Regions from separate parts of the Homo sapiens genome. Here region 1 is linked to region 2. Evidence: chromatin loops called from intact Hi-C (ENCODE). Cell type or tissue: HCT116. All regions are shown on one strand. Each heading gives the region's core, and the rest is flanking DNA. Links, peaks and the distances in the headings are about the cores only. Region 1 overlaps DNM3 (dynamin 3). Region 2 has its middle 20 kb from the start of METTL13.

Region 1 (2,916 bases), core at 185-2,684, 600 kb before region 2:
CCCCTCAGTAAGCCCTACTTATGTACTAGGTACTGTGTTAAGAGGTAGAGATACAGAAATAAAGAGTCACTGCCCTGAAGAAGTTTCTTGTTGAGATGGAGAGAGACAAGTTAACTATGACCACAGTAGGATTATGCTAAAATTTTTGCTTCAGGAGTTTCAGAAACATCTGGAGTCCTAGCTTAGAGTTGGAAGGAGGCTAGGAGGTTGGAAGGACTTCCAGAAAGTACGGAAAGTTAAGGGGACTAGCATTCCAGGAATAGGAAAGGTATGTGCAAAGGAAAGAAAGCCAGAAAGTACTGAAGTTTGAGAAATCAAGGGTTGTCTTATTCTTTATCACAAATACCAAATGACTTGTTTTGTCCCAAGTCCTAATAAAGTCATGAAACAGGTAACATGAAGGATTTTTAGTTGTATTAAAATATGATTTCTAAAAAGCATTACTTTCCGAGATTAACTTTTAAGTATTTTGGCCTTTGTACTATATCATTGAGATTATAAACTTGGGGGAGGAAAGAGCTAAAAGAAACGCAGAGAAGCAGAAGGCAAGAGGGATACAGTGTGAGAAAGCATGCAGAGAAAGGAAGTGGTTTTACAGAGATTTACAAGTGATTTTTTTTCCTTTGCTCCTTCCTTTCCTCCTTTTCTCCTGTCCTGCCCCTTCCCTCCTTCCCTCCTTTCCTGCCCCTTCCCTCCTTCCCTCCTTTCTTCCTATCTCCCTTCTATCCCCCCTCCTTTCTCTCTTATTCCTAAAGAGACCTCCAGAAACTTATGTGCTGTAGAAACCTACTCCCACTGATGGTGAATGGGGTAAACCTTTTTCTGACCCTTCTCGTCACTCCCACTTCAGGCACCAGGAGAGGGAGAGGCCAACTGCCACCATTTAGGGGAAGGAGGAGGCAGAAAGGAGGTGCTGAGAACTAGCTACTGGGCGAGGCAAGTGTCCGCTTCTGAGAAGGAGGAGGAAATCAGGAGGAAGAAGGAAAAAGAAGAAAGGATAGGGAGGAAAAAGGCAACACTTCGAATCTCTGTATGACTGCACAATTCATTTCTGCTTTGGGAAGATAGAAAAGACTTTTTGTCCCTTTCTGAGAGGGAGCAAGAACCTTTCAAGCATGGGGATGTGACTTGGGGTAACTATGTAACTAGAAATACTCACAGAAAAATAACCTTTCCTTTTCCTTTTTTTTTTTTTAACAACAGCAAAAAAAAAGAGCATGAGGAATTTGAAGACTGAGAGATGAGTTGTGTAGCACCAACATTTTCTTTCTGCCTGACCTTCATACCTGATGAATTAAAAGGTCAGTTTTAAGTGCACCACATGATAGGCTTCTGTCACTTCTATTAGCCCAGGTGGTAAATATGAAGAAAAAGAATTACCATTTATTAATCGTCCCAGTTATTTTTTTTTAAATCCAGCAGGAGGAGCTCTAACATGCTTTAGAGCTCAAATTTTAAAAACAAAATTTTTTAAAGCAAACAGAGAAAAACAGAGAGGCATTGTGCTTTGCAGGCTGCCATGTCAGTGAACAAATATGTGACTAAGTCCAATTAAATGCTTCGTGAGAAGCCAAGGAAGCCAAGCAATGACACTCGTGGAGACAGAACGGCCCACATTTCCTCCCTTCCACGAGCCTCCTCTTTCTGATGCAGTTAAGATGGGACTGGTCTGCAGTATTAGCTCTTACAAAAGAGGGAGCAAAAGGATGATTTCTGGGCAAGACTAGATGTAATTCTTTTCCTCTGAACATGTCATATTGTTTCTAAATGAGTCTTTGACACTGGCTCAAGAATTTGAAACGCCTTGAAAAACAGAATTTTCATTGTTGGTTGAAGGCACTATGAAACTCCTAAAGGTTCAGTCGCTTCTACTCAGCGGCTTGTCAGACGCTTTTTTTAAATGAGAGAAATGCTGTGTTTGTAAAAATTGGTGCTAAAAGGGTAAAGAATAATATGTCCCCTGGGCCATGTAAAGAGTCTGCAGAAAGAATTAGGGCTTTCTAACATACACACATAAACTGGAACACAAAGAATTTACTCAGGAACAGTGAGGAGTATATGAATTTAACAGTTATGGGATTTTTAGGGTAAGCCTTTCCATTTTGGACAGTGTTGTAGGGGTGGAATGGATGAGTAGGCATATAAGATGATCAGAATTACTTAACATGAAGGAAATTTTCAACCAATCCGTTTTAATCTCTTGCCAACAAGAAGTCAAACTTTTGTTTTACACCTTAATGGTACACCCACATTTTAAATTTTTATACAAGCTCCTACAGAAACTTTAACTAGACCAATTCAGACCAAAAGTCACTAAATAAAGCTAGTCTAGACGGAAAATCTATGAAAACCATATGTCTTTTAGGCATCTGTCTTACAAAAACTACCATCATCCTGGAGAAATTGTTCACAAAATATGCTTTTAGGAAAACACTGCTGTACTGACCATGGAGGCTGTACGTAAGAAGATGGCTGGACTTGGAAAGAGTAAAGCCAAAATGTTTATAAATGAAAGGCTCTCATTTTCACATACATCTAACTGCCTGTAAACATTACTGAAAGGATGGGCCAAGCAGATATCATTTACCTTACCATTATTCTAGAAGAGATCAAAAAAGTTTACAGTTTTGTTCCTCCTCACTACTACAGAACATTAGACCAGGGGATCTCAAAGCAACTCTGTTCTCACCCACAGAGAACTATTTTGAATAATGTTGTACGTGGATGAGGCCAATAAACCAGAACATTTTCTTCTGATTATTACCTCATCCTGCTGGCCTGCCAAACACAGCTAGCAGGCAAGTGTTTGATATAAGTAACTAGAGGAAGACTGTTCTGTATAATTGGGCGTAGGGATCATCTGAGAAACAAGGGAAATCAGAAGGACTAGAGTGCAATGACAATGCAGTAAAGAGG
Region 2 (2,916 bases), core at 322-2,821:
CCACCCCACCCCACACACACACACACCCAAGATTCTGACATAGTAGGTCTGGGATATGGTCCAGAATCAGTATATAGGAAATGGACCCCAGATGGTTTTGTTGTGCAACCGGATTTTGAAACCACCTTCTAAGCTGTGCTGCTATATAACAAAAAACGCCCAGAACTACTGACTACAAAACCAGGGACTCCTTTCCCCTTGTTCTAAAGAAGGGACTGTGTCTCCCAGCCTACCTGTCCTGCTAAATATGTAGGAGCTACAAGCTCAAATGCCTGCAGGACCAGGCATGTAACATAAATGCAGGAAACACACAGATGAGAGCAGTGGGGACTGTGGCAAACACCACCCATCCACAAGGCAAAGATGCTTGCCAGTTCCAGCCAAGTATGAACATGGGCCTGTCATCACAGGAGCTTCTAAATTCTCAAAAGAATCCAGAAATTTTATAGATTTTGTATAAAACGATTTTCTAATCGATAGATTTTATTTAAAATGTCTGGTGAAGGTTAAACACATCTGGGGTAGCATGTGGCCCAGAGCCCATGCACTTTGGGAGGCCAAACTCCTCACACTACTGCCATCCACTCAAAGGGCAAGGAGCTAAGGTGTGGGCTAGTGTGAAGGTGGGAGGGGAATATACTCCAATTACCAAGTGACTGCTGATGTTTGCATTTCAGAGCTAAGCCAGCAGTCATTAATGAGACTAGCATTAATGGTTCTCTGGTTCTGTGGGGTGGCACAAACAAAGCCCTTTTCGGCTATATATTCATTCCCCAAGGCTGCTGAAACAAATTACCACAAACTTGATGGCTTAAGACAACTGACATTTATTCTCTCACAACTGTAAAGGCCAGAAGTCTGCAAAGTGTCAGGAGGTGGGTCCCTCTGGAGGCTCTGAGGGAGAATCATTCCTTGCCTCTTTCCTAGCTTCTGGTAGCTGCTAGCAATCCTTGCTGTTCTTTGGCTTGCGGGGATGTCTCGCCAATCTGCCTCTGTCTTCATATGTCCTTCTCCCATCTCCCTTGTCTCATTTCCCCTTCCATTCTAAGTCCTTATCATTGGATTTAAGGTCCACTCCAATCCAATATAATCTCAGCTTGAGATTCTTAATTACATCTGCAAAGGCCCTTTTTCCAAATAAGCTCACATTCATAGGTTCTGGAGTTTAAGACTTAGATATTTCTTTTTAGAGCCACTATTCAACCCACTACAGACAGGTTTGCATTAAAAAATCCATTATTTCAATCAAATTTTACTTCTACCAACATTTATCTACCAATTTACTACTATGATAAAAATGACTTACATCTTGGCAGAAAACTTGAAGACATACCAGCTCAGGCCCAGATGCATGTTGTTACATTTTTTTCTTCTTATGTGCCACGAGCTTCATGTCTTACTAGCATTATTCCATTGCTGTATTTCCTGCCATTACTTCTAAAATCAGGGATGTAGGGGTAAAAGGATCTCTGCCTTATACAGGCTTCCACCACTGGAGAAAATGGTGCTGTCTCCATGTGCATGGACAGGAAACAGGTGATGGTGGAAGAGCAGAGGGCATAGGGTACTAGGTGAAGCAAGAGAACAACAAGTAAAGTAGAAGTCTGTCTTCATTGACCAGAGAAAGACACAGGAAATACGGCTCAGGTGAAAGAGCCCCTGGAAGTGCCAGGTTCCCAAGAATTTTTTACAGCCACCCAAGCACTTAAATGTGATTTCTAGTGCCATCTAGTGGGAAGCACAGGAACCAAGTGAGACGTGGGCTAGAAAAACAAAACCATGAGTCCAGCCTTCAGTCACTTTAAGGGGGCAGTTTTTATTGAGGCTGGATTTTTTTGTCTGCCTAGCAAGAGGATCTAAGAAGACTCTAAGCAAACATCTGACCATCTTGTATGCTGCCCTTACACTTTATGCACAGGTGGTTGCTGAAGTCATCCACGTGCTGTGTAATTTGTTCTCCCCAGCTAGTTGGTGAGCAGAAGCTATCTTTCCTCTTTTTATCAACACAAGCACAGTGTCTGGCACAGAACAACCTCTCCAAAAAAATGCCAGTTGGGTATATAAAAAAGAAAAATCCAACTTAATGGTTTTTATTATCGACCATTTAGCTGTTAACAAATCTGCAGGAATCAAATGGCAAGACAAGCCACAAGAGGGAAACTGTATGACTTATGGTTTACTAGACTTTGAGCTTTATTAAGCAGTCCTTAGGAGGTACACTCAGGGCCCAATTATAGCAGGGAGTGAGGCTGCTGTGCCCCATGGAGGAAATCGTCCAATGCAACAAGCTGACTCCTCACACTACTGCCATCACTCAAAGGGCAAAGAGCTAAGGTGTGGGCTAATGTGAAGGTCGGAGGGGAGTATGTTCCAATTACCAAGTGACTGCTGATGTTTGCATTTCAGAGCTAAGCCAGCAGTCATTAATGAGACTAGCTGGCAATTCCTTCCTCCTTACCTTGTGACATATCCATCCACAGAACCTCTTCTCCAGGGGTCCTCAATTTTGGCTGCAAAACAGCATCCATCACCTGGAAAGCTTTTTTAAAATTCTTATGCACAGGCTGCACCCCAGACCAATTAAATCAGAGTCTGTGGGGGTGGGGCCAGGCCTAGGCATTTTTTTAAAGCTTCCCAGATATATTCAATTTCTATGGCTGCTGTAAAGTTACTACAAATTTAGCGGCTTAAAACAACACAAATTCTTATCTTATAGTTCCGTATCAGGAGTCCAAAATGGGTCTCACTGAGCTACATTGAAGGTATTGGTAGAGTTGCACTCCCTGCTGGAAGCTCTAGGGAAGCTCTAGTTTTCTTACCTTCTCCAGCTTCTAGAGGCTGCCCATGTTCCTTAGCTAGTGGCCTATGGTCTTCAAAGCCAGCAATGACTGGTGAGTCTTCCTCACATTGCTTCAC

Evidence for each region. A loop is a pair of places that touch in the nucleus more often than their neighbours do. Peaks named below come from ENCODE experiments on the same cell type or tissue, not always from the same donor. Only the 100,000 strongest peaks of a DNase experiment are listed, where the experiment ranks them.
Region 1: a loop joins it to region 2, with 5 times the contacts of the local background. A loop is called at or near these places in 15 of 110 quality-filtered maps.

What each region holds. Positions count from the first base shown.
Region 1 is chr1:172,398,204-172,401,119 of GRCh38, reverse strand. The region is part of intron 20 of DNM3 (dynamin 3); the gene reads right to left. It overlaps LOC102724528 (a long non-coding RNA gene), which reads left to right. Exons shown (of 3, transcript XR_001738294.3): 2 at 1,204-1,301. Among named protein-coding and RNA genes, the nearest start is that of C1orf105, 21 kb to the left of the region's middle. In HCT116, for the core only: a CTCF peak has its summit at 1,431 (motif pointing right); a DNase peak (open chromatin) is centred at 1,479.
Region 2 is chr1:171,800,410-171,803,325 of GRCh38, reverse strand. It overlaps the pseudogene RPS15P3. Among named protein-coding and RNA genes, the nearest start is that of METTL13, 20 kb to the right of the region's middle. In HCT116, for the core only: a CTCF peak has its summit at 1,742 (motif pointing left); a DNase peak (open chromatin) is centred at 1,705.